Linked DNA regions of Homo sapiens: region 2 is linked to region 1. A link is a loop called in an ENCODE intact Hi-C map of the cell type or tissue named here. Cell type or tissue: GM12878. All regions are shown on one strand. Links, peaks and the distances in the headings refer to the core of each region. The heading gives the core; the rest is flanking DNA.

Region 1 (15,365 bases), core at 4,030-12,029:
TCTGCTCAAGCCTGGCCCACAGAGCACCTGGCAGGGGAGGTGGCCGCTCTCAGGTGTGATTCAGAGCAGCCCCCAGAATGAGGTGTGGGTCCTTTTGGCCCCTCTGGGACCAGCGCTGTGCCACTAATGCCTCTCTCTCTCCCAGCAGGCACTGGGAAAACCCCTTATCAGTTCACCACCTTGGGACAGGCCACTGCAGAGTTTTCCAAACCACTGGGTCGCAGTGGGCTGTCTAAAAATAATCCCGGTATCTGCCCATTTTCCATCCCTCCCCTTTTCTCTCCCACAGCGGGGCAGGTGGGACATGGGGGGCTCTCTGCCACTTCTAGGGTGTGCCGGTCCCTTCTCCCCAGAGCTCCCTGGAGAGGGATGCATGCCCCACCTGCCACCCCAGCATACTCTCTATCTGGACTTCTGCCTGCTGCACAAGGCGGGTGTCTTGGGCCACCCTGACCCCACCCCTGTTTCCATTCTCCCCTCTCTCATGGCTGGCATGGGATTTTCTTTCTGGGAACTGAGAGATGAGGCCTGAATTACCCCTCTTAATCTCCACTCAGGATCCCTGGAACCCCCCTTTCCAAGGCTGCTCCCACCCTCAGATGCAGGAAGAGACCCAGGTTCTTTGCTCTGTCTCCTCCCCCTCCTCCTTGCTCAGTGCCAACCTGGGAAGGGCCAACCCAACTGGCAGCCTGGCGGTGCTCATCATGAGCCTGACCTGCTCATCCTCGCTTAGAGCAGGGCAGGAGAGGGGCTTTCCCGAGACAGACCGCATGCAGCCTCTCACTGGACAGAGATCTGGCCCAGGACAGACCCTGCTTATTTCTTGAGGGCCTCAGCATCCAGGTCATGGCCTGTGTCTTCCCAGGCGTCCCTGCAGGCTGATGGCTGACACTGAGAGTGCCTTCACTGTGCTGTGAACCAGAGCTCCTTTCAGGTCTGTCTGGGCTGAGGCGCAGGGAGTCAAGGCGGCCCCGTCTTAGACTAGCATCTTTGCAACCAAGCTCAGAGAGCGCACCTGCTCCAGGCCTCTTGGGCTTGCCATCCTAACCCTGGGTGGCGGCCACAATGACAGATTCCTGCACCTCTCTAGGCCCTAGTCTCTGGCTAGTGAAACAGGGGAGGGGCCACAAAGCCAGGGAGAAAAAAACATGAATTTGGGTTTTGGATTTCCGGCACTCTGTCCCCCGCCTGCCTGCGGTGCTCCCCAGCACCTGGTTTGCTGCTTATGAGCTGTGCAACTCAGGCAGACTGCTGAGCTCATAGATACGGGGCCAGGCTCAGTGAGGAGACATCTACAAAGTCCCTTCCACAGTGCTTGGCACAAGTGGGGCTCCGTGAATGGGAAGCATCGTCCAAACAGCACAGGGGAGTCCAAGTGAGCGCCTCCTGCCGGGAAACTCTGGCAGGCCATGCTTATGCGTGGCGCTCCTGGGCTCTGGGAAGGGGAGGGCCCGTGGTGTAAACCTCCGGGGTGGGTGAGTGGAAATCCCTGCAGAGCAGTGTGATGCTGCGCTGGATGTGGGGGCAACACTCCCCTGCTGCCTGGTCCAGCCCACCTGGCCGGCTCCTCCTCCTTCTGTCTGCTTTGCTGCCTCCTCCCTTTGGCCAGCCTCCCCAGGATTTTCGGTTGCGGCACCCTGGCTGCTGCACGCGTGTTCAGACGGCTGCATTTGGTAATGGGCTGGATGATGCTTGGTGGTCACTTTGGAGAAGGCAGCTGTGCTGCTCTGGGCCCGGGCACCCCTGACCACCAGCGCTGCTCCCTTTGACCTGAATCTCTTGTCTTCCCAGGCTATCCCTCCCTCATGCGGAGCCAAAGCCCCAAGGCCCAGCCCCAGACTTGGAAATCTGGCAAGCAGACTATGCTGGTAAGGGAAGTGCTGCCGGGAGGGCCTGGGCACATCCAGAGACCTGGGCACTGAAGGGGGCTCCCTGGAGGCAATCGGTTCCAGGGCCTGTGGGAGGACTTCTCTGGGCCATGGGGTGGAGGAGAAGGAGGCAGCAGTGGCCTGAATACCTGTACACAGCAGAGGGTAGTAGAGACCCAGGGCTAATGGGCAGGGGACTAGCTAAGCATACACTCTCTGGACCTCAGTTTTCTGATCTATAAAATGGGCAGCCTTGATTTTTTTATTTGGCAAATGCTTGTTGGATGCCTATGCTAGTGGAATGGCAGCTTGGGTTCTGCCAGCTCTGGGATTGTAAAACAGCCCAGTGGGAGGACAGGCCTCCTCCTAGAGATGGGTCCCACCTCCCTGGGGGCAGTTCTCCAGTTCTGACAGCATAGAGGCCATTGGGGTGATAATGTGGGGGTGGGAGAGACTGGAAAGTCGGGAATAGATATATTTAGGGTCAATATCTAATGACCCGAGGCCAGGCATATCAGAAGAGCAGCATGACAGGGAAGCATGGCTTTGGGGTCCAGGCCACCTGCTGACGGTGGGGTCCTGGATGAATTAGATACCCTCTCTGAGACTCTTCCTTGCTTTTTATTATGTGGGGACTGAGATGATCCCCAGTGCCCGTTAGATCTGACATATCTGACCCTGACTGAGACCTCAGTGATCGGGGACTGTAGTTCACATGCAGAGCCCCCATGTGCCTGAATGCCTTGCTCCTGAAGGTCCATTCTAGGCCCTGCTACAGGAGTCGGCCACTGCCGTGGCATGTGGATGGCATCAGGAGCTCTGCTGGAACCAGGGCCGGAGCCCTTGTTTCTTGCTGTCCTTGCAATTGGAGGTCAGAGCAGGAGAGGTGATTTGCCCTGGACCACAAAGAATGGCTGGGGTTGGTTTAATTGGAGAGGATCTTTAATTGCTGGGGATGGGAGCTAAGTGATCGTGTATGTAATTTGGAGCTGGACTCAGGGGCATTGCAACAGCAGGACTGCAGAAAGCAGATATGGGGAGAAAAAAGAAGGTTTCTGTTCTAGACTCAGTCCTTCCCCTCCCTACTACATACTTTTCCACCCTCTCAGAGCCTGGGGCCCTGAAGAGAAGGCTCATCAGCACTTTGAGGCCCCTGGCAGAGCAAGGTTTTGGTGTCCAGCAGGCACCCAGCACTGGGAGAGTGGAGACAGGCGCTGGGCTGCAGAGAAGCTGAGCTGGGAATCAATTTCCCTGGGGGCTGGCCCCAGCTGTCTCATTGACTTGCTGTGTGACTTTGCATGAGGAAAAATGATTCCTTTGTGCCTCAGTTTTCCCATCCATAATTAGGATGATTTTGCAGCTCTTCCACCTGCTGTATGTGCTGTGACCTCAAGCCAGGGAGGGGATGGGAGGGTGAAGGTAGCATTTTGCCCTGATGCCCACCTACCACTCCAGGCTTTTAACCAGACAATGCCATTCATTGACCTGCAACCCATATTATTGACCCAATCTTCCTCAAAGAAAGGCTTCAGCCATTTCCAAATCTGTTCACTTTGCCCTATGAATTGCTTGGGGTCCAGGCTGGCCCCTGGGGGTCAGGAGACCTGGTCCAGGCTCTGCTTTGCCAGTAAGTAGCTGTTCTTACCCCTCCCTGGGTCTCAGTTTCTTCCTTTGTTTAATAGGTGGTTTAAGCAAGGTCTGAGCATCCCTCAAGTCCTGCTGTGGACCACACAAAGGCAAGGAGCTGACCAGGAGGTGTCAGTTCCCTGAGAGACAGGGCCAAAGGCAGTGTACCCTTGAGGTGTGTGTGTGAGGGGCAAATGATGTCTCCTGTATTGGGATCTGCAGGGCATGGGAGTGGGCTCAGTCTCTGACCCAGCTCAGGGACAAATCCTCTTCCTGAGACCCCCGGGGGCTGATGGTGCTTGCGTGGGTGAGCAGCAGCTAAGCTGTGCTCTTCCACTCCATCCTGGAGGGCTGCCTCCTCAGGGCCCTGATGAAGTTATCTGGGCAGGGTGGGGCATGCTGATTTCATGAAATTACTGGGAGATACAATACATGGAGAAGGCTGGGAGAGCTGTCACTGGGCTCTCTCTCCAGAGATGCTCCCTGTACCAATGGCTGGGGGAAGAGGAACAGGACGAGAGAGGCAAAGGGCTGTGGGGAGCCTGGGACCGTGTTGGACTGGGGCAGTTCTTTACCCTCTCTGCACCCTTTCTGTAAGGGAAATTTATGCAGAGAGAGGCAAAGAAAATCCTGGAAGCCCTCACCATAAGAGAAGTGATGCCGAGAACTGGCAGCTGGGGGTGTGGGTTTTGGAGGCAGCCTGCTGGGGCTTGGATTCTGGCTCCTTGCTTACCAGCTGAGTGACCTTGGGCAAGTTGCCTAGCCTCTCTGTGCCTTGGTTTGCTCAACTATAAATTGAATATGATAATAGTAATCTATTTAATTGGGTGGTTGTAAAAATTAAATGAGTGCATCCACATACAGCCCTCGACACAGTGCTGTGAAGTTCTGTGGAGTAGAAAGTGCTATATAAATAGTAGCTGTGGTGGCGCTGGAGGAACCTCCTTGAGCTGTGGAGAGAAATTTCGACCAGTGTAATGCGGGGGCTGAGGTTCAAGCTCACCCACTAACTATGGGAATGGACTCCAATTAGGATTCCAATCTGGAGATCCTGACATTAGGGACCAGCCCCTGATCACAGGGTAGGTAAATCTTGCAGATCAGGCCAAAAAGGCCCCTAGAATTGTCGGGTCTTGGATCACTGCTGCCTCCTGAGGCAGGTTAGGGTAGGGTGGGTCTAGCTAGCAGGCTCATCTGTCGTCTGGCCTCGCTGACCACTCTTGTTTCCCCCACAGTCTCACTACCGGCCATTCTACGTCAACAAAGGCAACGGGATTGGGTCCAACGAAGCCCCATGAGCTCCTGGCGGAAGGAACGAGGCGCCACACCCCTGCTCTTCCTCCTGACCCTGCTGCTCTTGCCTTCTAAGCTACTGTGCTTGTCTGGGTGGGAGGGAGCCTGGTCCTGCACCTGCCCTCTGCAGCCCTCTGCCAGCCTCTTGGGGGCAGTTCCGGCCTCTCCGACTTCCCCACTGGCCACACTCCATTCAGACTCCTTTCCTGCCTTGTGACCTCAGATGGTCACCATCATTCCTGTGCTCAGAGGCCAACCCATCACAGGGGTGAGATAGGTTGGGGCCTGCCCTAACCCGCCAGCCTCCTCCTCTCGGGCTGGATCTGGGGGCTAGCAGTGAGTACCCGCATGGTATCAGCCTGCCTCTCCCGCCCACGCCCTGCTGTCTCCAGGCCTATAGACGTTTCTCTCCAAGGCCCTATCCCCCAATGTTGTCAGCAGATGCCTGGACAGCACAGCCACCCATCTCCCATTCACATGGCCCACCTCCTGCTTCCCAGAGGACTGGCCCTACGTGCTCTCTCTCGTCCTACCTATCAATGCCCAGCATGGCAGAACCTGCAGCCCTTGGCCACTGCAGATGGAAACCTCTCAGTGTCTTGACATCACCCTACCCAGGCGGTGGGTCTCCACCACAGCCACTTTGAGTCTGTGGTCCCTGGAGGGTGGCTTCTCCTGACTGGCAGGATGACCTTAGCCAAGATATTCCTCTGTTCCCTCTGCTGAGATAAAGAATTCCCTTAACATGATATAATCCACCCATGCAAATAGCTACTGGCCCAGCTACCATTTACCATTTGCCTACAGAATTTCATTCAGTCTACACTTTGGCATTCTCTCTGGCGATGGAGTGTGGCTGGGCTGACCGCAAAAGGTGCCTTACACACTGCCCCCACCCTCAGCCGTTGCCCCATCAGAGGCTGCCTCCTCCTTCTGATTACCCCCCATGTTGCATATCAGGGTGCTCAAGGATTGGAGAGGAGACAAAACCAGGAGCAGCACAGTGGGGACATCTCCCGTCTCAACAGCCCCAGGCCTATGGGGGCTCTGGAAGGATGGGCCAGCTTGCAGGGGTTGGGGAGGGAGACATCCAGCTTGGGCTTTCCCCTTTGGAATAAACCATTGGTCTGTCACTTCTCTTGTATTGAATGACCATTTCCCTGAGGGTCCCCAGAGGAACAGGCTGCAGTTCTTCTGAATGCACTTTTTCCCTCTGATGAAGGCACGGTCATCTTCCTGCTCTCCTCTCAGAAACGTGGCTCCTTTGAAACTCCCTTGACCTCCCTCACCCTGTCTGGGACACAGGGGGTGCAGTGCAGGAACCTGGGCCTCAGGGAGGCACGCCTTGGCTAACAATGAACACAGGGAGAATGACAGTGGGGTGTGGGCCTGGGGATATGCTCAATACCTTCTGCCATGCTCAGACCTTCTGGCCGGCCCACCCTAGAGTTCCCAGGGGGAGAAGGGCCCAGAAGTGGCTGGGAGCCAAGCACTCTGGTGCTCAGACGCAGGCTGGAGTGGAAGTCCACTGGAGGCTTCAGACCTGAGGGCCTTCTCAGTGCACAGAGGGCCTTCTGGGAAGGAGAGCTCCCCTTTGAGGCTGGCAGGAGGGTCAGGCTCCTGAAGACAGCATCATCCTGGGCTTGGGGGACGGAGGAAAGGGAAAAGGCCTTCCAGTCCCTGGAAACTCAGAGAAGCCTGGAAGGAGAGTCAGGGAAGTCTTCCTGGAAGAGGTGAGCAAGCCAGGAGGAGGCATGATGGTAGAGAGGGAAGAGGGTGTCAAACAACCACATTCTTTTTCCTGGTGTGGCAGGGACACCCGGGCCCCTCTGTTCTCACTGTTCTTCCTCACTCTGCTCCCCACCAGGGGCCTGATGACATCAGGGGAGCAGTCCCTCTGTCCTAGTAAAAGTCCCTAAGCAAGCTGGCTGCTGGTCCATCGTGGAGGGACAACACTCTTCCTTCCTCCTCTCCACGCTGCTGGGCCAGGGAGCTTTAGGAGCCAAGCAGCCAGGCTTGCCACGAAGGGGCTCTTGGGATTGAGAAAGTGAGGGAGAAATGGCAGAGAAGAGAGAGAAGGGGGAGACAGGAGGGTAAGGGTGAGAAAGGAAAGGAAGGAGAAGGGGCCAAGTGTGTCCATGGAGGACCTTCCAGCACTGTCAAGAAGAGAGACCACAAGTTGGACCCACATGCTTTGGCCACCTGGGTGGTGTTCTCCCTTGGGAGCTGGGACTGCAGAGTGTCCCTGGGGTTAGTTGCTGCTCCCTACAGCCCCCTGCCCTGGGTGCTGGTTCCCTACGTGGTGCCCCAGCAGGTCCACCTCTGTGGGCACCGTGCCCTGCAGCCTCCTGGCCCTTCTTGAGGACCCTGGGGTTGTGATGGTGATAAGGACCCATTCCTGGGCTCCAGAGATGCCCGGACTCTCAGAAAGACCCTGGCCACGAGAGGCTCCCAGTTCTCCAGGCCCTGCCCTAAGCCTACCAGCTCCAGAGAAGGGGAACTGGATGGGACACCAGGTCTGGCTAAATTCCCCTGTGGGGGCAGCCAGGCCCTTGCCTGTCCCATGCCTGGGCTGCACCAGGGGCTGCACCTGCTGCACAGAGGCTGGCTGGTGGGATGTTGGGAAGACCGCTGTGTCAGGAGGCCCAGGGCTGTGCTGGGAACTGGGCGGGGACGTCGCTGAGCATCACACTCTCCCCATCAATCCCCACCAGGTCCATTATCGTCTGAGCTGTGATTATAAAGCAATCAGGGAAATCCTTTCTTCCCAGTTCTTGAGAATGCCTCTGTCCCCAGCATGAGTGAGAATAGGAGGTTTAATCCTCCTATTAGGGAGGAAGGAGGGGGGCAAGGCTCTATATCCACTTCTGTTCCTCTCAGACCCAGACAGTCCTGGCCCATGCTCCCTTGTCTCCTGCCCTCTCCCAGCTCTGGGCGTTGGGTGATTCTCAGAGGTGTGGGTAGCCCCCTGGCAGACCAGCGAGGAGGGAGGCAGCAGAGGGGCTCAGCAGGGAGCTCTGGCAGGGTAGTTGGGAGCCCTGAGTCTCATCCAGGCTCTGTTGCTTGGCTGTGTGATCTGGGCTAATTGCTTGCCCTTTCTGGGTCTGACCTTCTCCATCTACAAAATGAGGTGTATTCATTGGATCATTTCTGGGGTTCTTTCCCAGCTCCAACAGCCTGTGAGGTGGAGACCACAGCAAAAGGAGGGTTGGAAGGGACAGGAACATTGAGCTTGGTGTCAGGTTGGGAATCCACCATCAGACCTGGGCTGATAGGCAGGCAGGTTGGACTCCCAAATCTCCAAGGCTCCCTGTACCCAGCCCCGTGCCTCTCCTTTCCTTTAGACCCTGTCAGGGGCATGGGTCCCCATCTGAGAAGCCTTCTCTGTCCAGGACGGGGGAAGGCTGGAGACGCAGGAGCTTCTGAGCTCTGCTCTGGGCCTCAGGACCTGCTGGAATGTGGACTCCGTGATAGCAGGGGTTATTCCATCATGTTGTCCTAGAACAGTGCCTGGCACGTGGGCGGGCCTTGGAGGCTAAGAAGCAGTTAACTGGGAAGAGGAAGTGGGAGAGGAAGGTGAAAAAATCAAAAGGGGAGCTGGAAGGCATCCAATAATGGGTGCCTGGTACATTTCATTGTGTGGAGAGCTGAGGCATAGGCTTCTGAGGGCACTGTGTGGAGCTGGAGCCACACTGTCAGGGCCAGAATCCTGGCTGCACTGCCCATCAGCTGTAAGACCAGGGCCAAGCTGCCCACTCTGTCTGAGCTTCAGTGGGGATAACATCTTAAAGGACTGCTGTGAGCAACAAAAAACTGCAAAGAACCTGGTTTAGCAAGGGCCCAACAGTTGAGAGATTATACTATTATTATTGTGGAATTAACAACAAAGACAATGACGACATTTCAACCTGGGATGAAGCTTGATTTCCCCTCTTTTTGGCCTTCTGCACTTGGTGGAGAGTCACAGGGTGGAAGCTGCTGGGCCCAGCCCTAGGACCCGCACCAGGGCTCCTGCAGTTCTGAGGCACGGCCAGCAGGTGACAGCATTTCACTGCAGTGAGTGGGCGCCAAACTCCTGCCCCAGCCCGGGCCGTCAGGACTGGGTCCCAGGGCCCTTCTACAAGGTGAGCCTCTCTCTCTCTCCTCCTTCCCCCACTTCTGTATTAGCTGAGTAGGCCCTTCTGTCCTAGCCTGTAGAATATATGACCCCAGGACAGCAGTCCCCTGGTCTGAGCAGCAGATAGGGGCTTACTGCTCACCCCACCAGACCTTGCCTAACCTGGCATGGAATTCTGCAGAAGGGGCAGGCTTCCCTTATGTGGGTGCCACCTTTGGGTTCCCTCTGCAGGTAGCTGGCCTGAGGAGGGGGCTGGGTGGGCACAGAAGGCTCAGTTTTGCAGCCCCCAAAGAGGGCTTGCATGAGTCGGACAGGGCTCTACCCAAGGCAGCTCTTGGTGAAGAGTGAGACAGAAAGCCAGAGTCCTCAAAGTCCAAGGGGGAGGGGACACTGAGGGGCTGCGAACTGCCAAGCTGCTTGACTCTTGTCCCCCTTCCGTGTCCCGGCTACGACATGGGGACCTTTGTCCCTGCCTCCTGATGGACCATGGAGAGAGGTCAGAAGGGTAACAGGTGGGACCCCAGGAATGCCTGTCCAGAGGGGCGGGGGCTGGATGGCTGAGGCAGGGCCATCTCATATCCCACCTCCCTTTCCCACCAAACCCTCAAATCACCTCCCAAGAGTGACCCAGACAGTTTTATCTTTCTGAGTATTGACTATTAAGGTTGAAAATGATCTGTTGTTCAGCCACAGAAACAAGGAAGATAAACACTAATTGCTTGGTGAATGTGCCAACTCCTGGCTCCTAATTCATCACCTTGCCAAGGCAGAGGCTAAGAAGAGGCAAAGGAGTGGGGAGGGGGTGAGGAAACTTGGGAACCAACAGACTCTCTTGCAAGATGTGGCAGTGGATGGGTGACCTCAACCCAGCGGATGAGGATGGTGCCTGGGATCCCTGAAGCTCCCCAGGAAGGACAGGGAGCCAGGTGAGGGAGGGAGGAGAGGTCTTTGGCCGGGCTTATCGTTATCAATACATTCATCCCAAGTGGACATATAACGTGTTTCCTCGTTGGCCTTGAGGTTGGCTCTGGTTAGCAAATTCTGCATTTTTCTGAGGTTGGTCCCATTATCATGTTAAGATCCTGAACTGGCTGAATTGAGGGGCTGCAAACCCTGTTACGGATTGGTAACTTGCAGGATTCAGATCTGGCTGTGGAAGGTGGAGCCCTGAGAGCTTGTCTGAGAAGGAGGCGGCATATTCTTTGAGGGTGAGGTGTGGGTCTTTGATGGTTCAGGTGTGGACCTGCCTGGAGTGGGGACTGCACTAGGTGACCTGAGCCCAAGACTGGGGGCATTGTACAGGCCTAGGGGGGAGAGAGGTGCACAGATACCTGATGAGGAGCAGGAATGGAGGCGTGGCTCGGGGGAGGCCTGCATTCATTCAGATTTTTGTGTTGGACCAAGATCTAAGCACAAGATATAGGAGACACAAGCTGCCTCTCTGCATGAATTCACAAGACTGGGCCTGTGAGCTGATCCAGAAGGTGATCAGAGCGTGCAGGGCCCAAAACGGTGATGAGGAGGCATGTCCCCTGAGGAGGGGACAGCTGTGCTGAGAGTGAGTTGAGAAGATCTGGGGGGACCTGAGTGAGTTCTGCATGTGTGAGAAAGGCAGGGCAGGATCATGCCGGGCTACATAGGGGCTGAGCTTTACCGTAAACACAGTGACCACCTCCATGGGAGGGTGAGTAATCAGATCAGTGCTCTAAGAAGAGGACTCAGGAATGAACCGAGGTGAAGCAAGAGTGGAGGCCCAGGTGCGCTATACTGGTGGCTTGAGACATCATTGATGGGACCGACTGTGGCAGGTGGAGACGCTGGTGGCATTGCAGGTGCAGGAGCAAGCAAAGACACAAGCAGGATGTGCAGAGGATGCAGGGTTTAGGAAACAGTTGAGAGCTAAGGGCCAGTGAGTGGAGGAGGGGAGTTGGAGAGTAGGTCCCTGTTGCAGGAGCACTAATGCCAGAGAGGGAGACTGCAGCACAGCTGCCATGGGCTGAGGGGGGCGGAACTGCCATGAGGTGGGTGTGGAAGCAGGGAACACTCTTGGGGGATGATACAGTCCCAGAGATCATCCTCTGTCTGTGCCTCTCTGAGAGAGGCAATGTGCCACTCTGTACCTGACCTGACTTGGCTGGGTCAATAGAAGAAGCTACTTACGCTTCCTTACCCTCAGTTTTCTCATCTGCCAAATAGGGCTAATCATAGTGACCGTATGGGTTTGTAAGAGGATCAAATGAAAGGAGGCAAGTAAGTGTTTCACAGTGCCTGGTGCATCATCACTTGATAAATAGGTGCCTGATGCATGGTGGAGAGCAGGACACAGGGTCCTTTCCCTGCCTCAGGCACTTCTTCCCTGACTGCTGCTTTTGTTGCTGGTGGTGATGGCAGAATCTAATCCCTGGCATTTCAGGGAGGGCCTGCTTAGCTCCTCGAGGCCACCTGGCTCTGGTGTCTGGGTCCCTCCTTCCCTGGTGGCCATGCAGTCATGGGTCCTCTGGGCTGCATCTGGCAGGAAAGCCAGACTGCAGGAGGAGTGGAGGCTAATTCTTCTCCTCCCAGTGGCAGACCAGCCGCTACATGCATGGGTGGCCGGGGTAATTAATTTACACATTTTATCCTGCTTAAACTAATAAGCTTCTCTAGCTTCCTCCACTGAGCCCGAGCCTTCGAGCTGAGCCTGCCAGAAACGTTATCCTGCCCCCCAGGAAGTCTGATGGGGCTTACAGTTGTCCTGTGGGCTCGGGCCAAGGCTCCCAGGCCCTGTGTCCACACTTCCGAGGCTGCTTATTTTGGCCGCTCCTAGCCTGCTGGTCCAGGTATGCCACAGAGGCATCTTAAGATGCCAGTCAACACTGCACACCCTGATGGAAAAGCAGGACTTGGGAGCCCATCCTTCCAGCCCCCTGCCCCACAGCCTCCCGCTCCTGAAGTAGCAGGGTCTGGCTCCAGGACGCCTGGGAACACAAAGTCCTCCTCCATGTAGTGAAAAAGAAGTCTTTAAGACAGGTTGTGGAGTGAAGATAGTGACGTGGGAATAATGTGTGACGTAGCCGCTATTTTCTTGAGAAAGGAAGAAACGCACATCCACATTTGCTTGCATGAGGATAAAGCCTCCTGGATGGGTGTACAAGGAACTGGCTACTCCTAGGGAGGAGCTGGAGAGCTGCAAGGTAGGGCGGGAGGGAGACTTTCCCCGTGGACCCCTTTGTACCTCTTGAGTCTTGAAGGCTGTGAATGTATCACATGTTCAAAATGCATCAACTGTTGGAAAATAAATACAAACACGATGGAAACCCCATCTGTGCAGCACATGTTTAGTGGGTGCCCCTCTGTGCCTGGGAGCAAGGGTGTGAGAGAGCAGGCCATGCTCACACCTTTCAAAAGAGTGAGGGGAGAGGAAGAGAGGTATGTCCGTGATTATAATCATCATTGGTGAGTTCAATGCCAGAGGAAGCCTGGAGTCCTCTGGGCTCACAGAGGAATCCAAGTGGGTAGTTAGAAAGGGCTTCCTGGAGGAAGAGATTCTTGAGCTGTTTCGAAGGTAGCATAAGAGTTGACTGGGTGGAGAAGGGAGGGAAGGTTTGGATGAGATTGAAGTGTGGGTTTCTATTCTGACTGCCAAAACCTGTGGTGCCTTTGGGTGTTAGTCTTCCCATTCATAACATAGGAAACCTTGGTTCAGGGAGCCAGGCAGGAAAGTAGTTCCAGCCCCTAGAATTTCAGCCCTCAGCTATCCCTCTGAAGCCGCTGTGGGCACCCTAGTTCTGTGCAGGCTGCTGCTTCCCAGAGAGGTGCTCTTGCTAGCTGAGGACAGCGGGCCAGCCCCTTCCGGCTGCTTCCCCTACTTATGGATTCGTCTTGTATGCTCCGATTCCAAATCCTGCAGGATTTAATATCCACTCTGTAATCTACTGGCACCAATAGGCATTATCTAACTAAACCTTAAATTGAAAATGCTAGGCTTCTATTTTCCCCGCGCCGTCGGGAGAAGTTGGGACTCTCTTCGTCCAATGTAATTTACTCTTGCACTAATTAAAGTGCGTCACTCTGCTGTCCTCGAAGGCACGCAGCCTGCCCCCGACAAGGAATGCAGCTGGGGCAGACGAGGCAAAGCAGGGGCTGGGTGGGCTGGCCAATCTAGGGCTGCAAGATGGTTCCTGCATCCATCCCAAGTGCCTCTTGCTTTAAGGCCATTTCATTTCCTGAGAGATTGAGAGTTCACTTGCTGTAATATTCATTCATTCATTCACTCACTCATTCACTCCCTACCTCCCTCCTGCATTTATTAAGCACTCAAGGCAGGCACAGAAATAAAAGCTGCTAAACATACGGTCAGGCTCTTCTCTCCAGCCCCTTCCCCAGTGTTGTGAGGGTTTCACAGGATGCAGGTTCCCAGGCCACATCAGCTCGCAGAGCAACCCAGGGATGGGGAGCAAGAACAGCTAATGTTACAGATGCTTCCTTTCACCCAACATTATTTAAATAACTCTGTTTTTTTAAAAATGAAACTTCTTATTTTGAGATCACTGTAGATTCACATGCAGTTGTAAGAAATAATAGAGATCCAGTGTGCCCTTTGCCCAGTTTCCCCCAATATTAACATCTTGCAAAACTATAGTACAAGATCATGACCAGGAAATAGACGCTGACACAGTCAAGATGCAGACTGTTCCGTCACCACAAGGATCTCTCCTGTTGTCTCTTCATAGGCACTTTCCCCCTTTCTCTTCTTTTCTGACCCCTGGCAACCATGAATCTCTGTTTCTATAATTTTGTCATTTTAAGAATGTCACAGAATCATTTAACCTTTTGGGATAGGCTTGAATAACTCATTTAATGCTTTTTTTTTTTTTTTTTTTTTTTTGAAGGAGTCTTACTCTCTTGCCAGGCTGGATTGCAATGGCGCGATCTCGGCTCACTGCAACCTCCACCTCCCAGGTTCAAGCGATTCTCCTGCCTCAGCCTCCCAAGTAGCTGGGACTACAGGCGCACACCACCATGCCTGGCTAATTTTTGTAGTTTTAGTAGAGACAGCGTTTCACCAAGTTGGCCAGGAGGTCTTGATCTCTTGACCTCGTGATCCGCCCACCTCGGCCTCCCAAAGTGCTGGGATTACAGGCATGAGCCACTGTGCCTGGCCTCATTTAATTCTTATAACAACCTGATGAGCAAGGTCAGCGTCAGTGTCTTCATTTTACAGACATACTAGTTGAGGCCAGGGCAGTGAAGTAACTTGCAGAGACAGGATTTAAGCTCAGGTCGTCCTGACAGTAAACCGGGCTCTCAAGTCTCTTCAATGTAACACTGATTGCAGGCACTGCTTGAACTGATGGCCCTCAGTCCTCCATGTGTCAGATTGAATTTCCTCTGCCTCCAAAACACAGCTGGGGGTCTTGGCTCTGGAATGCTAAGGTCTCAATCCTGGAGGCTGGAGAGGGCAATCCTAGCCTGTCCTGTCCAGCCTGAATTCTCAAGTGCAGGCCATCATACCGGGGCCCAGAGATGATGCTTCCTGGAGACAGAGGTGAAGCTCTAGCTGTCTGCAGGGGTTGGCCGGGACTCAGTGCTCACTCTTGCCTCAGTGGGAGTGGCAGAGGCTCATACGGTGATGTGCTCCTCCTCCCCAGTGCTCTCCAAGTCTATCCAGGCCTCACAGCCTGGAATTGGAGTCTCAGATACCGTGGTTAGGTTAGCTATGGGGCCACGATGGGCCAGCTCTGAAGTAGTGTCACTTGCAGAGCTAACCAAGCGTGAGATTGCTCAGATGGCTGGAACAAGCGAGTCCCCTGTGCATCCCTTCTCCCTTCAGCCAGCCACAGGCTCCTTTAGCTCTCACCTAGGTCCTGTTCCTGCCATAATGTGACCTGACACTGATGAGATCACAAAGCCAGTATCCATGGGTCCCACTCACTGTGGACAAGGGCTTCATCTCCCAGTGGGAAGCCTCAGTCCCTGGTCCCTGGAGAGGGGATCTGGGTCTCTCTGCATCCAGTGGGAGAGCCTGAATAGACCTGCAGGAGGTGGGTGCTCCCAGCCTCATCTGGGGGTCAGATGGGCCAGGGCTGGGGCTCTGCCTGTGTGTATGAGTGGGGGATGGGGGAGGACTTCTGTATACTGGAGTTGGAGTCAGTGGCATTGACCCTGGACCCTAGGCATCGGGGATTCTCTAGAGGGCAGAACCAGGGCCAATGGGAAGGAGTTATGATGGGAGATGGGTGGGTTTTGCTCAACAACAGTGAGATTTTTGTAGTAAATAGAAGAATCCAACAGCAGAGCAGACTGCTTTTTGAGATAGTGAGGTCCCCATCAGTGAAGGCATTCGTTCATTTATTTAACACACATTCATTGCCTACCTTGGCTCTTGACACTAGAGTTCCAGAGATGTGGGTTCAAGTTCCAGTTCTGCCACTTACGATTCCATGATCCACAGCGAATTCCTTGTGCCTCAGTTGCCTCAC
Region 2 (15,365 bases), core at 2,728-10,727, 630 kb after region 1:
TTCCTCAAATGACAATAATAGTGGCCAACTTGTGCAGGCTGTGTGCTAACCTGCACACAGTTAGCCTGCACAGGTTAGCCACTATTATTGTCATTTGCTAGCCACTCTGATGCTGTGGCTGACTATGTGCAGGACTCTGCTAAATTCTTTCTCTTGTTAACTCATTTAATACTTACCATCCTCTAAGACAGGTACTGTTATCATCTCCAGTGTGCAGATGGAAAAGCTGAGGCACAGAGAGGTGGCTTAAGGCATTCAAAGGCATGTGACTAGTTAGCCTCTGCCCCTTACAGCCTCAGCCACGACACCGAGGGAGCTACTTCTCCTCCCACTGACTCCTCTTCCTGAACCAGAATGTACCTTGTGGGAGTTGTGGGACAAGGAATAAATGGGGGGCTAATTGTCAGAATAAGAACCCCAGACCCAGGACCCACAGTGAGGATGGGGATGTCTCTGCCCTGACTTTCAGGTCAAAATCACCTTCTCTGTCTATCACACCCCTCTCCCCCGACACCCAACATAACACCTATAGTCCATGCTGTTCAAGGCTGTGGTGCTGAAGGAGGGGGTGTGGACTGGGTACCCTGGGACACAGGGCTGCTTGGCTGTTAGTCTCCTGGTTCCTCCCACCCCACCCCGGAGCCTCCCAATCTCCCTCTTGAGTGTGTCCCATCTCTGGCTCTCTGTGCCAGTTGCCCTTGTTTCCCTTACCCCCATCCATCCCTTTTCCTGGCACCAAGCTTCAGATTGCAGGGTCACCTCAGCCACTGGACAGTCACAGGGAGCCAAGGACAAAAGGACCAGTGACATCACTTGGGAATGAGACCAGGAAGTTCAAGCCTGGCTGACGGGGCCAGGGAGGGGAGAGCTAACCAGGAGATGACAGGTTCACCAACCTGTCAACAAGAGTGTATCTAGACCCAGCAATGCTAGGCTGTGGCTGAGCAAGTCACATGGACTGTTAACCAAGGGGTCTATCGGGGCAGCAGCAGCAAGGGACCTCCCCTGTAATGCAAGACTTCTGTCACCTCAAGCTTCTTCTCCAGGATATGTTCCATCTGTACTGGGGAGGGGGGAATTCTCCAGACAGAGCCAGCGCCTACCCCCCTCCCCTAACACACACGGTTGCACTGGGCATGCATCCTAATAAGCAGTCATTTAGGCATATTTTGCTGCCCTAAAGATTTTGAAAATCATGTAAAAGTATGCATATAATATGATAAGATGTAACACATAAATGGATGATGTTCAATCAAAGCCAAGACTGGTGGGGCCTCATCTTCACGCCAAAGTGAGAGGGAAAGCAAGGTCCAGGAAGGGAGGAAAGGAGGAGGCAGTGGCCAAAGACCCAGAGACAGAGTGAAGGGACAGAGCTAGCGACCGAGAGGTTCCAGAGAGAAACAAGGCGCCTCAACCCGGCAGCTCCCCAGGCCTGCACTGGGCCACCAAGGGCTCCACATGCTCGTCATGAATTTCCCTTTTCTGTCAAAAACAACCAAGACACAGGGAGAAGAAGCATAGAATAATGAGGTGAGATCAGAGGGGATGTTTTTGTACTCAGAACATTTCAGAAAATTGGCTCTGAACATGGGGGCAGTGACCACAGAAAGGAAAGCAGTGACAAGGTCCTCAGAATCCAAGAGACAAACGCTCCCTGGGAGAAAGGAGTGGTGTTTACTTGCGTGTTCATTACCCTCTACCAGCAGCGAGGACAGTGCCCAGCACACAGTAGGTGCACAGTAACTATATCGAATCATTGATGAATGAACACCAGCTTTTCAACACAGCTAAGGTTTTATTAGCCCTTAAGCCTGAGGAAAAAAATACATCCCCCATGGGTAGTTCCAAACAGGCCACTGATGAATGGGATGGGCAATTCATCCATTCATTTATTCATTCACCCATTCATTTACCCTCCAATATGTGTTGAGCCCTTCCCAGTGCGCACTGCTCTAGGATGAATCAGTGGACAAAACATAAAAATTCCTGCCCTCAGGGAGCTTTTGTTGTGTTGGCAGAAGACAGTGCAATAACACAGACGAGCAATGGGCTGGGGTGTGAGAAGGTCATGCATGCCATGGAGGGAAATAAAAGGGACAGGGTCAGGCAGCAGACTTGCAGGAGGTGAGGGAGGGAGCCAGGCAGCCATGTGAGGAAAGAAAAATGCAGAGGCCCCTGGGGGAGCCTGCGGGTAGTGCAGGTGTGTGAGTGTGTGGGTGTGCGGGTGTGCAGGCATGTGCGGTAGGGATGGCTGGCACGCCTGAGCGAGGTGCAGGCAGTGGGGAGGGCTGCAGGGCAGCAGTCTGGGCTCCGGGCAGTTGAGAGCCTGGCTTTCCTGGGAGCAGAGGCAAGACGGAGCCTCTGTGCTAAGCAGGGACTGCAGGGGCCATGGAGGGACCCGAGGCAGGGCGGGTTTGGTTGGGCTCTGGATGTATTTGGAGGGTTGGCGGCAGGACTTCCTGGCTGATGGGGAATAGGGTGTGAGGAAAGGCGGGGAGTGCAGTGCTTCACGGTGCCCTCACGAAGCTTCCACACTAAGCGCAAAGGGGAGTTTGCTGCAGCTGCCTCCCCACACCCCTTACCCCTGTCCCCACTCCTGCCCAGCACAGCCCAGGCCAGAGCAGTTCCCCAGTTTTCATCTCAGCCCAGCTGGCACCCTCTGACCACAGACCCCCCGCGGAGATGTGAGCACTGCCAGCCTGGGAAGGGAGGCCCAACCTGTCCCCAGCGCCCAGGTGTCACTGCCTCATTAGCTCTGTGCTGGGCTCCTCCAGCACAGGACAGCAATGTGTGTCTGTGACCCCAGTGCCACCACACAACACACACACATGCTCACACATGCACACACACTCATACACACGCACTCTCACACACAGCCGCTCACACGCCCTCATACACTCGAAATGCTCACACACATACAATTTTGCATCCTCACATTCACACTCATACATTTATACGTGCTTTCATACTCACATACACACAGTCACACCCACACACAAGGGTGTGTATTTGCACCCCCATAACGCCCATATTGCCACGCACACTTACTCCTTGGGGCTCCCTGGGTGAGTAACCCCATTAATTCTCTTCCTTCCATGTTAAAAAGAGGAGGCTGGGCCTGCCTAGAATCACGTGGCTTATGACCGTTTATGGCTCATAGACCCTGCTGAGAACTTGGTGAAAGCCAAGGATCCTCACCCCCATTCTCTCTCACACTCACACTCACACACACTCACTCTTGCACACATGCACACACATCACATTTGGTTTTGTGTTTCCAGGGCTCATGACCCTCCAGAAGGCCCTCCACAGACCTGGGTTACGAACACTGGCCAAGACACTGTGGTGGAAAGGGGAAGGACTCTGTGCAGGACCTGTGCCTGGCACTTCGCAGCCCTCAGCTCTGATCCTGACAACCCAGCAACACCAAGGCAGGACTGGGCCAGCCAGCCCCAGCCTCCCCCAGACTAGGACCCCCCACACCCCTCAGATTCCTGGGACCCCCTCCTCCATGCCCAGCCACTCTGCCTTGCTTCCTCAGCTTGCTGACTCAGAAAGGCTTCTGGTGCATGGAAGGCAGTCGAGAGGCCTAAGAGGCCCTCCTGGCATCCAGGCTGAGCCAGGCGCGGCCAGTGTGCCCCAGGACCTAGCACCTTGTGGGTCCTAGAGCCGCAGGAGGCGGGAGGGAGGGAGCAGGAAGCTGGCATGCGAAGCAAGGATGAAATATTGATGCCTGAGTCCTGGTAAAGCAGAAAGCGCTGCTTGTCCATGAATAAAAAAGCGGGTCGGAGGAGCAGGCTGGGCAGCAGATTAATTAATCTAAGTGAGCGCTCGCTGTGCTTTGTGCCATGAGGGAGGGTGCCATGAGGGAGGGTGCGTGTCCCAGCCACAGACCCAGCAGTAGTCCTCTGTACCAGGCAGGCAGCTGGGCCACACCAGAAACATGGGCAGAGCTGAGCACCAAGTCCAGACAGGCGGGAGGGGCAGAGGCAGCAGACCCTCCAGGACCAGCCTGGGCCTCTCTGCCCAGTGCCCTGCCGGGCCACCCAAGATGACAGCTTCCCCGGCAGAAGGAGACCCAGAGACAGCTGCTTGGAGGGGCGAGCATTGGCAGGACAGGATCTCTGGTGATGAGAAGCATCCCGGGCTCCTGGGTCCTTCCCAGCTGTCTCAATCTCCCCCTCGGGGAAACTGACAGGACCAAGGTAAAAGAGGGGGGAAGGTGGGGAGAAGGGTGGAGGCAGCAGGTCTAAGATTTGGCACAGGAAGTTGGCTGCAGGCTGGGCACTGCACTGATGTTGGCAGGGATGGTAGCCACAGGTCTGTGAAGGCGAAGGGTTGGAGGGTGTTGGAGCCATTCCACCCTCCCCAAGACTCATCCCATGCTAACCCAAGATCCTGACAGCTTCCTGCCTGGGCATAACCTGGAAAATGCATTGGAGGAAAGTGGGCCACAGGTTGATTGGACATGGTGCTGGAGGTCTCACCAGGAAACTGTGCCCACGACCTCTGCATTTTTTCTCATCCCCTAGATGTAGCGGCTTTCACAGGCTCTTGGCAGTTTTGTTTCCCAGAAGTTACACTAGGACTTTGCGGGCAGGGTGGTGACGTCCGTCATCATGCTCCCCATCTTCAGAGTCCAGCAGAAGTGTCCTAACTGACCCCTGTTCCCAGGGGAGGACCTCCCATCCCAGTGGTACGAGCTCCCCCATCCCCACCCCAACCAATGCTCAGTGGGTCCAGGTGCCCTTGGCTCAGGGCACCTTCCCGCTCTGCGATGTCCATGCACAGCACCATCCCTGGAACCTTCTCTGGTCAAGGGCCAGGTCAGATTCCAGGGGGCCTCGGCTGGTGCCAGCCCCAGTCCCAGTCCCAGGCAGGCGGCAGACACCCTCCAGCCCACCCTTCCTTTCAAAAGCCTGAACCCTGGATCACAGTCAGGAGCAGCCTCTGGAAACCAGCCCAAGACCAGGCCATGGGGAGAGGACATCAGTGGGGGAAAGAGGCGCAGCGGGCCTCATTGCAGGCTGGTTACCTCCACAGCCACGGCCATGACCTCTGCCTGCCTCCTGGCCCCAAGCCTGGCAGTGACCTCCCTGGACCACACAGCCCACTGCTTCTCTGGCGGGGCTGGAAGCACTTCCTATCTGTCCTGCTCGCTGGGCATTTATCACCGGCAGCCTGCCCACACCTCTTGTGCTTTGTCTCATCTTTGTTATTTAACTTTGTTTCACGTAGGATTATTCCTGTCTCTCCCATTAGTTCTCAGCTTCTGGAATGCAGGGGCAAAGTCTTTTTCATCCCTATGGTTCCCCCAATCCCCTACACAGCACCAGGCCCTTGAGAGCCACGTTGCACAGGTGTCGGAGTGAATGCATGAACATGCGGGGCCTGGGGCAGCCCCTTGGGTCGGACCCCAACGCCCAGCCAGCCCTGGCACTGCCCACTGCCTCAATGGGAGCTGGCACTGGCCAAGGGCACCTGCTCCGCACCTGCCCAGAACCAAATGGGATTTTACAAGTATCTAACCTTCCCCACTACCATCAAGGCAGGCGTGTCTCTCCCATCGAACAGATGACAACACTGAGGCTCAGCACTTGCCCAAGGTCACCCAGCCGACAAGTAGCAGGGCCAGGAACGGCAGCATCCTCGCTGGCACCTCCAAAAGCCAGCTGTGAGGAGCCCTGAGCCGAGGGCCTCTCCTGGCTGCTGAGGAGGCTCAGAGCTGGATGCAGGCCAGGGCAGGACAGGTCCCATGGCTGAGAGCAAGAGCAGGCGGGCACGGAAACCTCACCCCTGTCCCAGGGCCCAGGAAAGACTCGGGCGTCCAACCAAATCCACTCGGCTTCCAGAGGCTGCCCCGGACAGACGTCACCGGGCCTGGGATCAGGGTGGTGTTGGTGACCCTCACCAGCCCAGAAATAAGCACAGGTTCCCCGGAGTCCTGCCAGAGATGAGAAAGGCAGCAGGTTGACCTGGGGGCGCACACGGCCGTACCTCCGCGCCCCCCACCCGCAGCGCGTTGCCTCCGAAGCGGGAAGTCCCAGGTGCATTCATTCCTGAGAAGAGGCCGGGCAGCCGGAGCCCGCCATTTCTGCAGTCACAGCGCCACCTCCTGGCCGACCGCGGCGTGGCCGTAGGGGCCGCTCCACCATCGGAGAACTTCCAGACCGCAGGCCTTGAATCAGGCATCCAGCAAATATTGACTCAGCACCTCCCTTGGGACAGGAGTGATGTTAGAGGTTGGGTATACAGTAGTGAAGAAACAGACTAAAAGCCCTGCCCTTGCAGAGATTACATCCTAATGGGGGAAAGAGGTAATGCATAAGTAAGGTCAACACGTAAAACAGACGGTGTATTAGAGGGATGAGCACCCAGGAGAAAAATAAAGCCGGAAGCGGTGAGTAGTGTCAGGGAGGCTGTGGTTTTACACAAAGTGGCCAGACACGGTCTCACCCAGGCAGTGACATTTGCGTAAAGCCTGGGAGGAGACGAGGAGAGAGTTGAGCAGACTTCTGAGCTAGGGCATCCCAGAGAGCAGGCACAGCAAGCGCGAAGGCCCGAGGCCTGCCTGGAGGGTCTGAAGAACAGAAAAAGGCCCTGAGGATTATGTGGAGGCTGGAGAGGGCAGGGGTGGGGGCAGACCCTGAAGGACCCTGTGGGCCATGGCGAGGGCTTTGCCTCCATGACATGGGGCTTCATGGCCGGGCTCTGAGCAGGGGGATGGCGTAACTAGCTTGTGTTTTAAGAGGATCTCTCTGGGCACTGTGTTGAGAACAGACCGTGGGGTCAAGGGTGGAAACAGACATCAGTTAGGAGTCCACTGCAACCTCCAAGCACCTTGGCCCTGGGGTAGCAAAGACAGTGGGGAGGTGAAAATGGCAGGATTCTCCCAGGTGTAAGAGAGAAAGGAGTCAAGGACGATGCCAAGGCCTTGGCCTTAGGTAGAGAAAGAAGCTGTCCCAGTACTGTCTTTTGCTGAGGCTCAATGGGAGAAGTCAGGAGTTCCGTTTGGGAATTGACGGTCAGAGTTGTCAGGTGAAATGTCACGGGGGCTGTTGATAAATGAGTGTGGAGCTCAGAGGAGAGGCCCTGCCTAGAGCTACAATCCGCAAGTCATCAGCACTTGGGTGACATTCAGAGTGAGACCGGATGAGATATCAGACACTCTGAAAGCAGAGCGAAGGGACCAAGGAGAGAGCCCCAGGGCCCTCTGACATTTCCAGATCAGGAAGATGTTGAGGAATTGGGGAGAATGAGAAGGAGGAGCCAGCGAAAGAGAGGACACCAGGAAGGGGGGCTCCCAGGAACCCAAGTCAGAAAAGAGGAGGAAGCGACCAACCACGTAAAAAGCCACTGATCCTTAAGTCAGGGCTGAGAAAGGTCCCCTGGGGTTAGCAATGTAGAGGTCACTGGTGACCTTGATTGTGGTCAGAGTGGGGACAAAAGTCTGACAAGAGTATGTTCAAAGGAGAATGAAAAGAGAGAAATCAGAGACAAGTTGAGACAATTCTTTTGTGGGATTTTGCTGTAAAAGAGAGAAGAGAGATGGGGAGCTAGCTGGAGGGGCCGTGAGTCAAGAGAGTTTTTTCAAGGCGGGAAAAAATACGAGCTTGCCTCCATGCTGACGGGTGATTGGGGTACAAAGGGAAAAACGTATTGAAGGAGAGGTCAGGGAGAAATATGAGAGTGCTGTCCTCAAGCAGATGAGAAGATCTGACTGTGCTTCCAGAGGAGATGCACTTCACAGCCGCCAGAGGGCTAGAATGGAACACCAGGCAATCACAAGAATGGGGAGAAACTGGAACCCCCAGGCCCTGCTGGTGGGAATGTAAAATGATACAGCCACTTTGGATAACAGTTTGGCAGTTCTTCTAAAAGTTAAACCTGCAGTTACCATATGACCCAGCAATTCTACTCCTAAGTATGTACCTAAGAGAACCAGAAACATACAACCACACAAAAACATGCACACAAATATTCATAACAACATTGTCTGTAAGAGCCAAAAAGTAGAAACGACACCAATGTCTATCAACTGACCAATGGAATATTATTCAGCCATAAAAAAGAACAAAGTTCTGATACAGGCTACAACATGGATGAGCCGTGAGTACAAAATGCCAAGTGAAAGAAGCCAGTAGCGAAAGACCACATGGTGTGTGACTCCATTTATATGAAATGTCTAGAACAGGTGAGTCTGGAGAGACTAGATTTCTTCAGAGACAGCATAGATCGGTGGTCTCCAGGGACCAGGGAGGGGGAATGAGGACTGACTGCTAATAGGAACGGGGTTTCCCGTGGGGATGAAAATGTTCTGGAATTAGGTGGCGGTAAATGTTACACAACTCTGTGAACACGCTAAAAAGCACTAAATTGTACACTTTAAAGGGGTTAATTTCATGGAGTATGAGTTATATCTCAATAATAGTATTTTTTTGAAGATCTGGTCATACAGAGTGGAGGGGTTGCCTCAGCCCAGGAAGGAAGCAGAAGACCCAGGCAGATGCAAGCAGGTGTGTGGTGTGGGGGTGGGGACCATGGACATTCTCTCCCAGTGGCTTCTATTTTCTCAGTGAGACAGGAAGTGACATCATCAGCTGAGAGTAGAAATGGAGGCTCCAGGGAAGAGCACAGGGACAGAACAGATATGTCACCGCAAGAGGAAATGAATGGGCTATGGAGATTCAGGAGGATTCCCAGGCAGCATCAGGCCCACGGGAAGGAAGCAAAGGTGCTGGGAGGCAGGGGGCAGTGGTCCCATGTCAAGTGGGCCCAACAGCCTGAGAGTGTGGAGACCTGGGTCACCAGCATTGTGCTCCCCACATAACACGGTTCGCCCACTCTCTGGACATACAGGGGTTCCCATGGGAGTTTGATACAAACCCTAAAAATATGCCTACCTACTACCCATCACCTTTTAAAATGCACATTCCCTGTCACTCTGCAATTCCTCTTGGGGAATTCAGTCTCAGAAACACTTGCATGCAGACACAGCTGCATATGCAGGGATGCTCACAGCAGAATTGTTAGCAATCTCAAAAGATGGGAAACCACCTAAGTGTCCATTACTGGGTAAGTGGTTTTTAAAAATTATAATACATCCACACGATAGAATACTCTGAAGCAGTAAAAGCCATGAAGTGGTCCAGACGTACTAACATGAAAGGATTTCCATGGCATATCATGGGTGGAAAATCAGGTTGCAGAATAATGTGTGTAATATTATATAATTTTCTTTCCTTTCTTTTTATACAAAATGGTATGTATGCATGTGTGTGTTTAGATTATTAAAATATACATAAGGCCTGGAAAGGATGCACTCTAAATTATTAATGGTGTTTAATCTCAAGAACTAGGTTTTGCAGGAAGGGTTGAGGGGGTTGATGAGGCAGAAGGGATTTCAGAGGGAGGCTTTCATTTTGTGCTTTTTATGTTTTTTGAACTATGCTTTTTGAACATGTAACATGGAGCATATATGCTTTGGAAATTTAAACAGGAAAGAAGGCTGAGCTCAGTGGCACATGCCTGTAATCCCAGCACTTTGGGAGGCTGAGGCAGGAGGATCGCTTGAACCCAAGAGTTTGAGGCTGCTGTGAGCTGTGATCACACCACTGCATTCCAACCTGGGCAACAGAAGGAGACCCTTTCTAAAAAATAAAATAAAATAAAATAAAATAAAATAAAAAGGAAAGAGCTCATTGTGCCCTCTTGCGCTTCTTTCCCTCTCTGGACTAGAGGACCCTGGAAGGCCAGCATCCTCCCTAGCCCAGACAATGCTGTGCATTGGTCCCTGGAGATCATGGCGGGTCCTGACACCTGGGCTTTCCCTTTGCCCACCTCTCTTCACCCCCAGACAAGGGATGAGGTTCAGAAAAGCAGGAACACTTGCAGCACCCAAACCTCCACTTTTTCTCCTCCCCTCACACCACCACTGCTCCCCTCCAGCTACCTCCCTGGGGAAGAAGGTGTCTGATCAATCCAGTAGAACCAAAGCGGAGAGAGGTAGCTCCGTAATGCTAATAGCATGGGTTTATATAATGCTTGCTGTGTACCAGGCACCATTCTGAACACTTCTCATGAATGAACTCACAACAGTTCTATGGGTTCCACACTATTACTTTACTATCCTGCATTGTAGATTTCAAAAACACAAACAAACAAATAGGAGTCACAAAAGGCCAAGTAATTTGCCCGTGATGCTACTACCATCTATCTGTAAGTGGAACCTGCACAGTGAGGCTGCAGAATCGGCACACTGACCTCTGCAAGCCGTGCCCCTGCGAAGCCACAGTCCCGCCCTCTTCATTCCTTCCTCTGCTCTTCTGTGGCTCTGGGTCACCTGACGTCTGCTAGGGTCAGGTACTCTCCAGGGCAAGACTGTGGCATCCTCAACACAGACCCCCCGCGCTGACACACGCCTGGCAGCCAGTGAGTGCTCAGCAAGTGTCTGTTGAATTAACTGTGGCGTGCACCACCCTCTCTCCCGCCCAGGGATGAGCAGATCCTTTCCCCTTCAGAGCAGTCCAAACAAGGCAGCAAGTTTGCTCAGGAGCCTTCCGGAGTACTGAGTGGAGAGCAGCCCATGGGGATAGAACAGAGGCTGCCACTGAGCTCCTGCTCCTGCTGGATCAGACTCCTGCTCTGGGTCAGACCACTACCGCCCTGGCTGTCCAGGTCCAGCTGCTGGTAACGGTTTGTGTTGGGAAGGGTTCCTCCCAGGTTGGCCTCAACTCCTGTCTGCCCTTGACTGAGCTGGACTCAAGCCTTGCAGCTGCCCCATCCCTCTCCCAGAACCTGGCCCCACTCCTTGGGGTTCAAGCTGCAGAAGGGTGAGCCCAGACAGCCCATCCCTGAGGCCTGGATCTGGCTACCCTTCCTCCAGCTCATCCACTCCCAGCCACCTTGGCTACTTCCACCCTAGACACAGCTAGGTGCTCACCCTGAAACAGGAAGTCCCCACAGCTGACCCTTCAGTCCTTCGCTTTACCTGCAGAAACCCCCAAGCTCTTGTAGCTCTAAGTCCCCTGAGAGCTACTCACAAGTTCAAGTTTTCAGGCTGAGGGTCATCAAAGCCCCTCTGTTCATTTGCAGAACCTGGAGCAGAGCAACATCTCCACAGACCAGCTCACCTGGCCAGTTCAGAGGCAACTCTGCCCACTTCCTTGGTCCCCCTGTGACTTCCATGGCATAGAAATTTGGGAATTCAAGCTTCCATCTATCCATCCATCCATCCATATATCCATCCATCCATTCATCTACTCAGCCACATGTCCAGCCACCCACCCAACCATCCATCCACTCATCCATCCATCTATCCATTCATTTATCCAACCATCCACCCATCCACCCATCCATCCATCCGTATATCCACCCACTCATCCACCCACTCATCCACCTATATATCCATCCATCTATATATCCATCCATTATCCATCATTCATCCATCTATTCATCTACCTACCCATCTTTCCACCCACCCACTATCCATCATTCATCCATCTATTCGTCTACCTACCCATCTTTCCACCCACCCACCCACCATCCATCTATTCATCTATATATCCATCCATCCATCATCCATCTACTTATCTACCCACCCATCTATCCACCCATATACCCATCCCTCTCTCCCTCCCTCCCTTCACCCATCCATCCATATATCCATCTAGCCAACCAGCCAACAAATGTATATAACGTGACATGCTGGACCCTAGGGATCCTGAGATGGACACATTATGATCCTATCCTCCCTCTGAGGGTAGGAAAGTAAAAGAAGAAAGGGATGTTTTCCAAAGATTATTCTAAGAAGGTGCTGACTAATGGAACTTTCCGTGATGCGGCTAATGTTCTCTTCTGTGCTACTCAATATGGTCAACAGCCATTAGCCATGTGTGGACATTCAGCATCTGAAATGTGGCTAGTGTGACTGAGGAACTGAGTCTTTCATTTCATGTAATTTTAATTAATTGAAATGCAAACCATCACATGGCACCAGTGGCTTCAGGACGCCACAGACCTAAGAACTGTGGTAGCACAGAAGGGAGGGGAGGCTTCAGGGAGGAGACAACATTAGGCGGGGCCAGGCTCAGACTCAGCCAGCTTGCTCATTCTTCTTCCCTGACACCTGCTGGAGCATGTCCAGCCCCGGCCAGACCCTTAAGCATATTTTGGAAAGTCTGTTGTCACAGTGCTGAGCTCAGCTGGAGGCTCTTCTGACCTTGCACACCCTCTCTGAGGTCACTGCTGGGTGAGGCCTGAGCCCTTCTCACTCCAGGAGTTCCTGACTCATCCTGGAAAAAGCAGAAAAGCCTCTGTATTTCTCAAGAACCAGCTTCAATGTTAAGAAGAGGGCAGACATGACCCCAGGCATGACCCCAGCTCGGGGACACAGGGACAGGGTATAGGGGGCAGGGAGAAGTCCAAAACAAGTGAGAAGCAGAATAGAGAGCCAGGGCCCAGCAGAGGGTGAGGTGAAAACTGATGGAATGAGACATGGAGGAACGGACAGCCCAAGCCAGCAGGGCAGACAGAGTAAGAGAGATATGCCACAGAGCGACGGCTAACATGAGCCAGAACGGAAGGGACATGCTGAGGTAAAAACAGCTGGAGGCAGGCTGACAGGTGGCTACAGACAAGACTAAGACAGGCTGACCAAAAGGCAGTCTGTGACCCCAGGAGAGGTGGGGTGGGGGTCCCAGAGGGCAGCTCTGAGATCTCTGGCACATCCATTGACTGCACTTGCAGATCAGACCACTAGGAGGTAGCATTGCTCCAACCACTGCCACTAGCCCGGCATCCAGCTTCCAAAAGATGGTTACAGCCAGACTCCCTGTCATGGGCAGCGGACATGGCTTCACTGAGAGATGTAAGAGGCTGGGATAGGGGGACCCAGGGCATCTATGCCCTAGCCTGGAGAGTCCCTCTCTCATCACCCAGGATCTCCTCAAACCTGCCCCTTCCCTCCACATTCCCAGTCCCTGGCCTTGTCCCTTTCCTGACAGCTGCCTGGGCTCCCAGAGCACTGAAGGACGGAGGCTCAGGATGCCCATCAATTCCCTGTCTTTGCCTGAAAAAGGCAAGTGAGGATTCTAGGTCTGAGAATTGCCCTTAGCTCCTGCCATGGGGCCTGGTCCATGACGAGGGTCTCATGGGTTCTTGGGTGCAAGGCGTGCTTCACATAGATCCAGGGGTCTTGGCTGACCCCATGCTCAGCAGCAGCCAAGTGCAGCTTTGGGCTGCATTAACAGAACCAAATGTCTGGATACAGGACTGCATTCAGCAATGAAGCCCAGTCCTCAGGCTATAGCTCTGGAACAGACAATGTAGCACAGGAGGAAGAGCGATGCGGACCATGTCATAGTTACAAACCCAGTCGTGCACATCATAGGGTGGTGATCTCATCAGATTATAATACCGTATTTTTGCTCTACCTTTTCTGTGTTTAGATGCCCAAATATTTGCCATTGTGTTACAGTCACCTACACTGTTCAGTACAGTCACATGCTGTACAGGTGTGTATCCTAGAAACAACAGGCTCTATCATGTGGCCTAGGTGCGAAGCAGGCTGTACCACCTAGGCTTGTGTGAACACAGTCTACGATGTCCCCACAATGACGAAACAGTCTTATAATGCATTTCTCAGAATGTGTCCCTGACGTTCAGTGGCATGTGACTGTCCCATCAATGGAGCACCAACACTATATACATCAGCTTCTCTAATCCTTACAACGGCCTGCATAGTTATACCCACTTTACAGATGAGAAAACTCAGAGAGGCTCCTTCTCTAAAGGCTATCCTATAAATGTAGGTGTTTCTAGGGGTTCCATTTCAGGCCTCTTCTCTTTTTCCTCTGCATGTATTCCCTTAGCCACATCTGCTCCTATAACCTAGCCTTAATTCTCAAATTAAGTCCTTGCCCAGATCTTTCTTCTGGGTTCCAGACTAGTCCATCCACCTGCTGTCAGTGGCCCTCACCAGCCTCCACTGCACCCAATTCAATCAGCCTCCCCCTCCTGCTCACTCTGCCCTCACCCTGGATCTCGGATCCTAGCACCACTCAGCGCCATCTCACCTCCCTGAGCCATGCTGCCATCACCCTTCGCCTCCATGTGAAGTGTGGCTCAGGGAGATGAGATGAGGCTGAGAGTGGTGCTGCTCTGTTTTTACTGGTGCCCTCCACACTGCAGCCAGAGTAGTCTTTTTTTTGGCAGGGGTGGGGGGTCGGGTCTTGCCCAGGCTGGAGTGCAGGCTGAAGTACAGGCTCGTCACCCAGGCTGGAATGCAGTGGCGCCATCTCGGCTCACTGCAACCTCCTTCCACTTCCAAAGTTCAAGCAATCCTCCCACCTCAGCCTTCCGGGTAGTTGAGACCACAGGCGTGTGCCACAACACTTGGCTAATTTTTAATTTTTTTGTAGAGGCAGGGTCTCATTATATTGCTCAGTCTGGTCTTGAACTCCTGGGCTCAAGCAATCCTCCCACCTCGGCCTCCCAAAGTGCTGGGATTACAGACACGAGCCACCGGAGGCAACTTGGTCAAACCTCCAGAGGCCACTTTCCACCCCCGCCAACCACATCTTCCTGGAGGCAGAGACAACGCTTGTTCCCTGCCTTCCCTCCCGACACCACCAGCACGCACTTGTGCACGCGCACACGCACACACGCACACGTGGGCAGCTCGAACTGCGCTCCCTCAGATTCCTCCTCCCCTGAGCACACTGTACCTGCCCTGCCCCAGGACAGGGTGCCCCCTCCTCCCACCTGCACCCCACCTGTCTCTCCCCCAGCTTCTCTTGTTCCAGCACCTCAGTCCTGGCATCTGCCAGGCTAAGAAGCCATCCTTGGCCTGGGAGCGCTGTCTTTGACTCGTTTTGTGGCCCTGCACTCCTGCTCTTGGCCTCATCTGCCCATCAGTAAACAGAAGTGGATGGATCATGAGATGACCTCCAAGGTTTCTTCCAGCTCACAGCACCACTGACTGGGAGGCCTCAGCAAAAATGTCCTCACAGTTCTGGAGGCTGGAAGTTAAGTCTGACATCAAGGCATCCTCGCGACTGGTTTCTTCTGAGGCCTCTCTCCTTGCCTTGCAGAAGCGCCTTCCCCTGCGCCTTCACCCAGACTTTCCTCTGTGCAAATCTATGCCCTCGTTTCCTCTTCTCATAAGAACACTGGTCATATTGGATTAAGGCCCACCCATATGACCTCATGGTAACCTAATTACCTCGGTAAAGGCCCTGTCTGCAAATACAGGCGATTATGAAACAACATGTGTTTGAACTTTGTGAGTCCACTTACATGCGGATTTTCTTCTGCCTCTGAGACAGCAAGACCCACCCCCACCACCCCCTCCACAGCCTACTCAG

Evidence for each region. Hi-C counts contacts between places; a loop is a spot of excess contacts. Peaks named below come from ENCODE experiments on the same cell type or tissue, not always from the same donor. Only the 100,000 strongest peaks of a DNase experiment are listed, where the experiment ranks them.
Region 2: a loop joins it to region 1, with 7 times the contacts of the local background. A loop is called at or near these places in 89 of 110 quality-filtered maps.

The regions. Positions count from the first base shown.
Region 1 is chr11:120,101,841-120,117,205 of GRCh38, reverse strand. It overlaps TRIM29 (tripartite motif containing 29), which reads left to right. Exons shown (of 9, transcript NM_012101.4): 8 at 1,792-1,868; 9 at 4,730-5,920. The coding sequence ends at 4,792. It overlaps LOC105378956 (a long non-coding RNA gene), which reads left to right and starts at 14,852. Exons shown (of 3, transcript XR_001748415.1): 1 at 14,852-14,927. RefSeq lists an enhancer at 8,710-8,759. In GM12878, for the core only: a CTCF peak has its summit at 8,820 (motif pointing right); no DNase peak of the experiment used is centred there; H3K27me3 peaks cover 966 bases.
Region 2 is chr11:119,472,288-119,487,652 of GRCh38, reverse strand. All of the region lies in intron 3 of USP2-AS1 (USP2 antisense RNA 1), which reads right to left. Among named protein-coding and RNA genes, the nearest start is that of THY1, 57 kb to the right of the region's middle. RefSeq lists enhancers at 10,040-10,539, 10,540-11,041, 12,061-12,355, 13,735-14,235. In GM12878, for the core only: CTCF peaks have their summits at 6,120 (motif pointing left) and 7,740 (motif pointing right); a DNase peak (open chromatin) is centred at 6,272; H3K27me3 peaks cover 120 bases.